Linked DNA regions of Mus musculus: region 2 is linked to region 1. A link is a loop called in an ENCODE intact Hi-C map of the cell type or tissue named here. Cell type or tissue: heart. All regions are shown on one strand.

Region 1 (5,000 bases):
TGTTTGGTTGTGTGCACAGAACAAAGCCAGGGGGAAGTCCTAAAGGTTGAACAAGGAAGGCTCTCTCCAGTGACCACAGCGTGAAAGGGCAGATGGCCACACCCTTTCCAGGTCGGTCACAGGAGTAGCCTGACACACAGGAGTCATGAACAGCCTTGACACTTAAGCGTTGCCAAGCCTGGACAACTGATTCACAAGTCACGAGAAAGCACTTCACAACCATAATGTGTTCCACGAATACAGAACCAGAGAGTGCAAACGATGCCTGCCCAGGTCCACCCCCCAAGTCTCTCCTATCAGACGACTCTCCGGATAAGCTATACAGTGCATCAGTACTTCCCCATACCAGCTTCTGAGAAATGGGTCCAGAATGGCTACCAATTTAGGGTCAGAAACAATAAACAGGCAGGGGAGATGGCTTAAGAAGTAAACCAAGGGTGTGAGTCCCTGAGACCGATCCCTGGAACCCACAGAAGAATGGACAAGGTAGTATTTGTCTGTAATTTCAGTGTTACTGTTACAGCAAGATGGCAGATAGGGACAGGAAAAAGCCAGAAGCGTGTGGGTCAACTGTTCCATTCATGAACAAGACGTCCCAGCATAAACAAGACATGACTCAGACAAGCTGGGCAGTGTGGACCGATGGCCACAGTTGTCCTTTAATTTCTACACATCCTAGGCAAACCCATGGCTCAAGCTGTGTTCTTTCTGCTCCCGCAGTTATTGGCCTGAATGATTGACAAGAGCTGTCTCCCAGTGGAAAGCCCAACACTGTTAGCATCCACTAAACAGAATGGGTCTCAGGGGAACACGTGACCTTCAACCCAACTCCCTTCAGCCATGTGTGACTTCAAGTCAACTCAGTAACATTGTGTTCGAGAAAGGTTATCAGAGAAATGGACCCAGTGCGAAGAGCTGTCTTAGCCATGGCGGGACTTAGAAACGGACTCCCTGGGCCTTCGCCCATGAGTTAGACCCAGTTTCATCAGAACCACGGTCTACAAAGCCAGTTCATTCTCATCCCCACAGCAGACAAAGGACACAGTATATAAACACCCTGGCTAATGGGGCTGCAAGGGTCATGGCCCCCACCTTCAATGGGCCCCATTATCAGCTCCATCAGCTCAACAAATGTTTGGGTGGACTAAAGAGATGTGATTTGACCGCCTTCAGAGGATTTACACCCACCGGCCTGTTAATTGAATCATGTGTCAATGTAACAAAACATTTGCTTCTTGCCTCCTCACGGGAGGCTAAGTCTTCCCTTGTGCCTGATGTTCCAGGAAGAGAGGCTGGACCGGAAGACCTGTCTTGTTGTAATGAGTGAGATACGGTCGTCTGTTGAAGACTGGGAAGAGGCGAAGTCACCGAGAGAAGGAAGCACAAAAAAGACTGGGGGTGACCAGATAATTAGTTAGAAATTAAAAAAAAAAATCAATAGTGAACGACCAAGGGGCAAGTTCAAATGCACCATCCCCTCTTCCAACAGCCAAGTCCTTACAAGGAACCAGGATCGTCTGTGGTTGAGTTGTTGGTTATTGCTTGGGGGCTGAAGCCACTGAGACAAACAGGCAACAGACTAGACTCCTGGAGCGGGGGACAGATGGTCTAATTCAAGAGTCTACCTGAAAAAACAGCTACAGAACAGCGGTCCTCAAAGGACCCCACCCTAACTTGATGCTCCCTTAGACGTTCCTCAACCTCAGGACTCACAGGCTCAGCCACACCACATCTCCTTTGAAACAAAGTATCACCAAAGACCTTGTCAAAGCAGAGGGGTATTGTACAGAGAAGTGAGGGCCTTGGGCGCTAGGGTGTGCAGCCAAGAGCAAGCAAGCATGCACAGAGCAGCCCAGCTAGGTTAAAAACACCAAGAAAAAAAATGATGATGAGCGGACAGACATTCCTAATTTTAGTCATCTTATATACTCCCTCTCCCATAAAGCTCCCTATGAGTTGTGATTTGTTGGTTTTATATATAGAAACCATACATAGTTAAGATTCCCTGCCCCTCACAGGGTGGGGGCAGAGGGAAGGGAAGAGAGAATGGAATGAAGCTTTTTCATGTCCCCCTTCCCAATGGGGAAAGTTTTCTACTGAAGCTTGCTTGGTTGTGACTTGGGGAGCCCTGGGTCTGGTCCCTCCCACTTACTGAAGATTTCAATCAAGTCCTGTTTTCAGTGAGTCTCAGACAGGCTGAACTCCAGGAAGGCAAGCACTGTCCAGTCCACCCAAGTGTCCCCTTGTGCCTGCTCCACTCCGCAAGGAGCAACACACCCCCCAAAAAAAACAGCGAAGGGCCAAGGCTTGCAAGGGAAGGCAAGCCAAAAATACCCAGCCAGCGCAGCTGTGTGTACAGTGTGACTCTTCCTAGCAAACACGGCACGGGGATTTGATGTTTCCTGGATCACGGGGCTCACAAACACGATCGGGAAAAAAAATAATAATCTGACCATTGTTCGGTATTGAAAGGTTCTCTGAGGGCTATGCATACTGCTAAGGAGACAGACGGTTTACCTGGCGTGTGTGAAGCCCTGGGTCCCATCTCCAGGACCTCAAAAAATTAGACGAGTAAATGTGTATATTTTCTCTCACATGAAGGTAGGTAACACTGCCGCCACATGGGCGTGTCACGCTTGACCATTTGAAAGGGGATGCAGCTTTGGTTTAGAGCCTTACAGAATTGCATGGTTCAGGGGTGGCTGTAAAGTCCGAGCCAATTTTTTCATCAACTCAAGGAAGCCACACCAGCTAAGCAACTGGCAGTGGGGTCAATTAAGAAGTGACACACAGCCCCACTCTGGAACACCGCCTAGAACTCCCCGGGACAAGTACAGCTCTAAGAGGCCATCACACCTCAGAAAAATCAATAATAAATCAGTCGTGATATTAAGAGCAACTTGGCAGCGAGCGGCCAGCCGGAGCCGGTGCAGCGGGAACCTCCAGTCTTGCAAGACCAGGCTAGGCTCAAGTGGCTCTCCTGTCATCCTTCCCAGAAAGGGCAGGCCGCCAGGGGTCCAAGTTGAGGAAAGTGGCTCAGGTAATGGCGCTGGTGACAGAACTGAGAACTCAAGGTCTACTTACTACTGCAAGGGGCCAGAGGACAGGGGCAGGGGGGCTGAGAGACAGACAGCCCTGCAACCAGCCTGGGACAGCGGGACGGAGGGGACTGGCGGGCGGACCAGAAAAGGAGGGAGAGGACCAGAGGGGACAAGAGGGGACTGGAGGGAACTGGCGGGGGAGGGGGGGGAGGGGGAAGGTGAGGGAGAGGACCAGGAGGGATCCGGAAGGGACCTGAGAGGGAGGGAAAGAACCGAAGGAGACTGGATAGGGCGGAGAGGGCCAGAGCAGTACCTGGGCTCCGGCAGGACGACCTTCTTGCTGGCGCGCGCGGCCGGCGCCGTCTTGCTCTTCTCCATGGCCATCAGGTAGCTGACGTCGGCCAGCACGGCCTCCAGGTCCGCCATGGCGGCTCCGCAGCTCCCGCCGCCCCGACGGGGCCACGGCGCGCCCGACGCGCGACCCCGACGCGGACCCCGACGCACCGCCCCTTCCGCGGCTCCGCGCCCCAGCCCGGCGCGCCCCCAACCGTCCGCGGCCACGCGCTCCTGACCCAGCCTCTCAGGCACCAGGGACTTCCTCTCCCTCCTCCTCTCCCTCTCCCTCCTCCTCTCTTCTCTCTCCTCTCCTCCTTTTCCTCTCTTTCTCACCCTTAGCTCTCTAAGCACAGTCCAGATGCCCAGTACTGAGTGGACACTCCAGGAGGTCTCCAATAGCACACTGTCCTGGAGAGGACGCTTCAAGAGGTATCCTGGAGTAGTCCCACCTGCTCTTTCGAATGATTGCCAAATAGAGGTCAGAGCTACAGCAGGGGGTGTCTCCAGCCATTAGCCCCACCCTAGACCTCCCTCTGAGAACCAAGCCAAGAGACACCAGCATAGAAGAGAAAGTTGCTTGGCTCCCGCCATGCAGGGTGAAGTGGGGTGAGAGTCCTGCCCTGGAGCAGCGCTGTCCCAGGGGACCCAGTTGATGGAAGCACTCTAGGTTCAAGGTCATAACTGGCTTGCATTCAGGTGAAAGGCCTCAGGGTGTGTGTCCAGTTGGGGGGCGGGGGGGTTAAGGTATCCTAGCTTCTGCAGGCTCTCTACCAACTCAAGAACCACAAGAGGAAGTGCCCCTATGAGAGTGCAGAGCCTCCTGGGTTTTCAGGGAAGTGGAAGGGCTGAGACTTGATTCTGGGCAGTAGGGAATTCCCAACCCTGCCTAGGTCACTATTTCATTTCTCTGCAGCTGGGCACAGGGGTCCACATTCAAAATCCATGTGGTACCTGTTAAGGGATCAGGAAATCTGCAGACATCATAAGCTTGCAGGGCCTTTATCCAAATTGCCATACATCACTGTGAACCCGGGATTGGCCAGGGTTAGAGTGAACTGTTGGGGGTTTACAGTCACGTTTTTTGATTAGTTCTCCTGCTTTTGTTTTCTGTCTATTCTGTTTCCCAAAGGACTAGTTTTACCAGAAGTTTCTCAATCCCCAAGGCACAGTATTTAGAGGGACTAGAAAAGGTATAGGTGGGAAGGGGTGGGAACATCCTGAAGGAGTTGGGTCTGCCACAGACAGCCCACATCACCGCTATAGTGCCCACTGTATAATGGGGCAGAGACAGGGAGAGCCAAGCCTTCAGTTGAATTTGCCAGTTCCATTCACTTTTTCACCCAAATATGGGAGCATAGATGCCTTGTCTACCCAGTGAGGAGAGAGGGGTAAGTTCCCCCCAAAACACATTGCTCCTTCATGTCTGAATATTGTTTCTTCCAAAATGTTGTTGTTGTTTTTTTTAATCATCTGGGATCCTCAGATGATCAGATAACAAATAACCCTCCCACCTTCCCCATTTTTGATTGATTGATTGATTGATTGATTGATTGATTTTGGTCCTTTTTGACCTAGTAAGATTTTTTTTGTCTTGTCATGTTCCTTTTCCAAGTTGTGGTAGGT
Region 2 (5,000 bases), 77 kb before region 1:
TTTAATGCTGTGGACAGACACCATGACCAAGGCAAGTCTTATAAGGGACAATATTTAATTGGGGCTGGCTTACATGATCAGAGGTTCAGTCCATTATCATCAAGGTGGGAGCATGGCAGCATCCAGGCAGGCATGGTACAGGAGGAGCTCAGAGTTCTACACCTCCATCTGAAGTTGCTAGCAAAATACTCACTTCCAGCCAGCTAGAATGAGGGTCTGAGGGTCTTAAGCCCACACCCACAGTGACACACCTACTCAAACAAGGCCATACCTACTCCAACAAGGTCACACCTCCTAATAGTATCACTCCCTGGGCCAAGCATATATAAACCATCACATGGGACTTCCAGGATCATCTTTCTGCAGATCGCGTGGCTCTGTCATCCCTTTAAAAACTCTCAGTACCCACCACCAGGAAACAAGGCCACCATGCTCCATAGCATACACAAATGCTCTCTGGGGTCTTCCTTGCTTCCTCTAACACTCCCTATCTGAGACAGCAATTACCACTCGCTGGATCCCAATGGTGAGCTGCACCTGTCCCTGAAACATCTTCTCCAGCTTGAGAGAACCATCTCCCACAGTCACTCCACTTGGTCAGAATGGGTCTCCCATTTCTGAGCTTCCGAGCTCCCAGGACTCAGGGGAGCCCACCCTCTCCCTTGTCCTCCTCTCCTCTGCATCGAGCAAAGCCCCTCGTGTGCCCTAAGTACTCAATAAATGCATATCAAGCTTAAATCATCGGAGTCGGAACTCATTTACTGTTCTTTGCTTGTGGTGCTATACCACTGCCTGGAAGGGCTTTTGGGTAAGCAGAGGAGAGAGAAGCTGGGTGGGGAGGATGCATCAAAGCCCATTTTCCAGACATGCCAGAGATTCTTCCTCCGGACTCAGGAAATGATCTGGAGACAATGACCTGGAACTGGCTATGGAAAAAGTCCAACAGTCCTTGGGCAGCTAGAGGCTTGCACACATAAAAGATTCTTCGATGATGTCTTCAGTCTTATCCTTGTTTACACTCATTCTCCCCACGTGTGTGTGTGTGTGCGTGTGTGCGTGTGTGCGTGTGCAAGGATGCATGTGTGTATGCACACACATGCATGTGTGTTGGAAGTGTGTGTGCGCAGGTATGAGTGTGTGTATGTGCACACATGCATGTGTGCATTGGTGTATGTGTGTGTATGCAAGTATGCATGTGTGCATGTGCACACATGCATGTGTGTGTGTGTACGTGTACATATGCACCTGTGCACGGGGGGGGGCTATGGAAGTCAGAGGATAACTTTCATGAGTGGGTTCATCTCCTTCACCATGTGAATCCCAGGGATTGAACTCAGGTCCTCAGGCTTGGTGACAGGTACCTTTACCTGCTGAGCCACCTCGCCAGGCCAGTGTTTTTCCTGCCTGAACCAGCCTTCCGTGAGATGCTCTTTTTAAGGTCTGCAGTCTGGCATTTTGGTCACTCGAGCTGTGCCCACTCTCTCTGGCTTTCAGCTCTCCCACATCTCTCCACAATTGTCCCTAGGACCATCCTCAGAGGCCTTTGGGTCTGTGACAAAAAAACCTCCCACCACAGGAGAGGAGGACTCTGTCAAGGACTTTTATCTTCTCATTGAGACAGACTCAGCTCAAACTTCGGCTCTGTAAAACTCACCCTGAGATGCACAAATCACAGCTGCACAGGACGGAGGTGATAATTAGAAGAGCTGACTCTTCAGACACAAAGTCATGTGATCTCGGACCCTCTCCAGGCTACAAGCATGGGCTGTTTTTATAAACAGCTAGGGAGGGCAACGAAGAAGCAAATCGTAGCCTTGCCAGGTTTGCACTGGTTCCCTGGGGCACTTTATTGGGGACTCTCATATCTTGTATCCTGTGAGTCAACTTGGACTCTCGAAGCTCAGACTCTGCATCTCCAGAGGGAACCGGAGGGGCTCCTGGGTGTCTCCCTGAATCTGCGGTGACTGCAGTGGGGGTGGGGTGGAGAGAAAGGGGTCCTCCCTGGGAAATGACTTCCTATGGCTAGCATAAATGCTAATCAGGTCAGCTAGTCTGGCCGAGGAAATTAAGGGCGCCTGGGCTCCACCAACATGGTACTGGTAACACAATTATGGAATAACAGACCCGACTTTCTCAGTGGTAATATAATTTTAGATTCTCGGGTTATACAACGGGCACAGCAGAATTGGATTACAGAAGCACCCAGGATGTACTGAGTCGTACTTGGAGCCAAGTTGGGAGGGCTGTTGGAGTTCAACAGCTCTTCAAACTCACCAAATACGACATAGAGTGACCACGGTACACTCAGTGAGTTTTCCCAGGGGCACAGTGAGCCCACAGAGAGCTGTGGGAGCAGGCTTGTAGGCAACTGATAAGAGGGGAATCTGGATAGCAAGTGGGGACGAGAGCCTTTCTTTGACCTTTTAGTGAAAATGGAGGACACACCTGGGCTCCTCTAGACTCACACTCCCAGTTAAAACCAGCTGAAACCTCTAGAAAGGCACACAAGTATGAGCAAAGCTGTCAGCCATCCAGTAGGAGGACACGCCTTGGGGCGCACTCCCCTAAGGTCCAGCTCATCGTTCCCCATAGCCTAGAACACAGCCTAGCAGGAAGGGTCAGCATCAGACACAGTTGCAGCAGGCTCAGGGAGAAATGCAGACTTTTCAGGAAGTGCTACTTTGGCTCTTTCACACACAGCCCACAACTCCCCAGATGCTCAAGGCTCAGGAGTCATCTGTACATGGAGTTGGGGTGGGGAGACCAATCCCCCCTTCTCCAGACATCCATGGCATTAATACTTTTGCCTAGTCTCAGAACACTGCCGACAGTGGAAATACTTGGGTTCCTGAGGATGGAACCCAGGGCGCCAGGTTCATGAAGCAAGTCCTCTACCACGGAGCTAACCTCCACCCAGGAAGCTACACTCAATCCAAGTATCCCCAGGACGGGACGTCTGCGTTCCACTCACCCCCGCAGAAGCTTGAAGAGCATACAGCCCAGGGAGAACCAGTCGGCGCTGCTGTCATAGCACGTTCCCTTCTGCAACACCTCGGGAGCCATGTACCCATGGGTGCCCCTGGGGAGGGAAAGGAGATGGTCACAGGAGTACACTCACTCAGAAATCAGGAGGCTGACCCATTGCAAGAGGGCAGTGACACAAAGAGAGAGCACAAAGGAGAGGGCATGTGCACTCACACACACACACACACACACACACATACACACACAGACACAGACACACACATACAGACACATACACACACAGAGATACACACACAGAGATACATACACACACATACACACACAAACACATGCACACACACACACACACACTGTACTGAGCACCCTGCAGCAGGAGGCAACAGTGAGTTCCCATGGGACAGGAAAGCAATTTGGCCTTCACGGGATGTGATGGCTGAGGCATGTCACCCCACCAACCACCAGGGTCGATTCAACTGATCTGGCCAGCTAGGTGCTAGGTGGGTGTCCAACCATGAAGACCCAAGGGCTCATACACTGTGCCCCAAGGTTTGTCAGAGGGACCTAGAGAACAAAGCCCTTATCTGCAGACGATCTGTCTTCAATGAGAGGATGAATGAGCCCCGAGGGGATGCAGGTGTGGCCAGGGCTCAGCATCACATGGCCCAGGAGGTGAACTGACCCCATGCAGGACAGAAGGCAGGTTCAAATCCCAGGTTCCCTGTGGTAAGTGCTACTTGACTTGCTTAGTCACACCCCTTTGAAACCCCTGGCCAGTAGGATCACGGGCAATCACTGGAGCCTAAGGGAGAAGCTGTATAGCACATGGTATGGGTGCTGACAGATCACAGCCAGCCTGGCTCTCTATAAGGCGCCAGCATAAAATCAAGAGAGCCGTGCGGGGAAGAGAAGAGACCTCTGCCAGGGCTTCTAAGACATTTTCTGGGAGAGTTGAGTTTCAGCCTTGCCTGAAAGCCCTTCGAGGTGACTTTTGGGTGGTATCCATGACTGAACCCCAATTTGGGAGTGGAGGGACATCTTCCACAGAAATCAAACAGGCTGATATGGATGGGTAGGCTCTGCAGGTGTTCTCTGGAGTCAACCAGAACTACTGCCACTGGGGTTTCTCTCAATGGCTTGCATGGCAGCCAGATGCTCGCTGATGGGCCACTGAGAACACAGGGGTACAGTTTAGCAAGGTAAGCTCTGCACTCCTCCATCAAGCAAGCACATGCTCAAACTAGTCGCAGGCAATGCATTCAATTCCGGAAGTTTTTCTTTCCATCTGCCAGGGGCTCCTCCAAGATACATTCACGCTGACCATAACCTGAGAGCCTGCAGCCCAGGGGTCAAAAGCTAGTGCTCAAGATTCATGTCTGTGGCTTTGAACAAAAGAAAACGGAGGGGCTGGCTGGGATCCAGGCCACACATCTTAACCCGATGCATCTCTGAAGGCAGAGGGCTTCGGAGCCTGGGGCAGGGAGTTTTCTCTACCTGGAGCACGGCATCTACACGGGACAGAGGAATTACAATTGTAGCCCCACTGTGCTCCCATGACTCAGCCCCATTGTATGCCCACGACTCAACTTTATTTCTCTGCACCTCAATCTGCACGCTGTCAACAATGGCTAGTAATGCCCATAATGCATGGGGGCTTGTGAAGGCACCATACTGAATGCAGCCGGCTAGGATCTAGGATCCAGGTCCAGCAGGTACACAGACTCATGCCCGAAACTGTCACAGGATGGCACAAAACTGCCATCTTCTCCTTGTTGCAAGAGAGAATAGATATGACAGGAGGAAAGAACTCAAACCCAGGTCTGTGGCTCCAAAGCCTTCATTCAGCCCCAGCCACAAAATGCCTCAAAAGAAAAAAAATTTTTAAAGATATGCTCCCTGTGCCTTTATCTGCATAAAGTGGTGGCCCAGTACCAGGAGCCTGGTATCCTCAATCCAATGTCTTTGTGAATGCTATTTGAGAGGATCAGTGTCCACTGTCAACATGTCAGACCTGAAGC

Evidence for each region. A loop is a pair of places that touch in the nucleus more often than their neighbours do. Peaks named below come from ENCODE experiments on the same cell type or tissue, not always from the same donor. Only the 100,000 strongest peaks of a DNase experiment are listed, where the experiment ranks them.
Region 2: it touches region 1 in a loop (2.2-fold over the local background); 6 of 42 quality-filtered maps call a loop at or near these places.

What each region holds. Positions count from the first base shown.
Region 1 is chr5:113,012,013-113,017,012 of GRCm38, forward strand. It overlaps Grk3 (G protein-coupled receptor kinase 3), which reads right to left and starts at 3,526. Exons shown (of 21, transcript NM_177078.4): 1 at 3,355-3,526. The coding sequence starts at 3,467. In heart, a CTCF peak has its summit at 2,618; DNase peaks (open chromatin) are centred at 2,893, 3,579 and 3,819; H3K4me3 peaks cover 2,043 bases; H3K27ac peaks cover 1,588 bases.
Region 2 is chr5:112,934,738-112,939,737 of GRCm38, forward strand. It overlaps Grk3 (G protein-coupled receptor kinase 3), which reads right to left. Exons shown (of 21, transcript NM_177078.4): 13 at 2,972-3,079. Among named protein-coding and RNA genes, the nearest start is that of Myo18b, 41 kb to the left of the region's middle. In heart, no CTCF peak of the experiment used is centred here; no DNase peak of the experiment used is centred here; H3K27ac peaks cover 604 bases.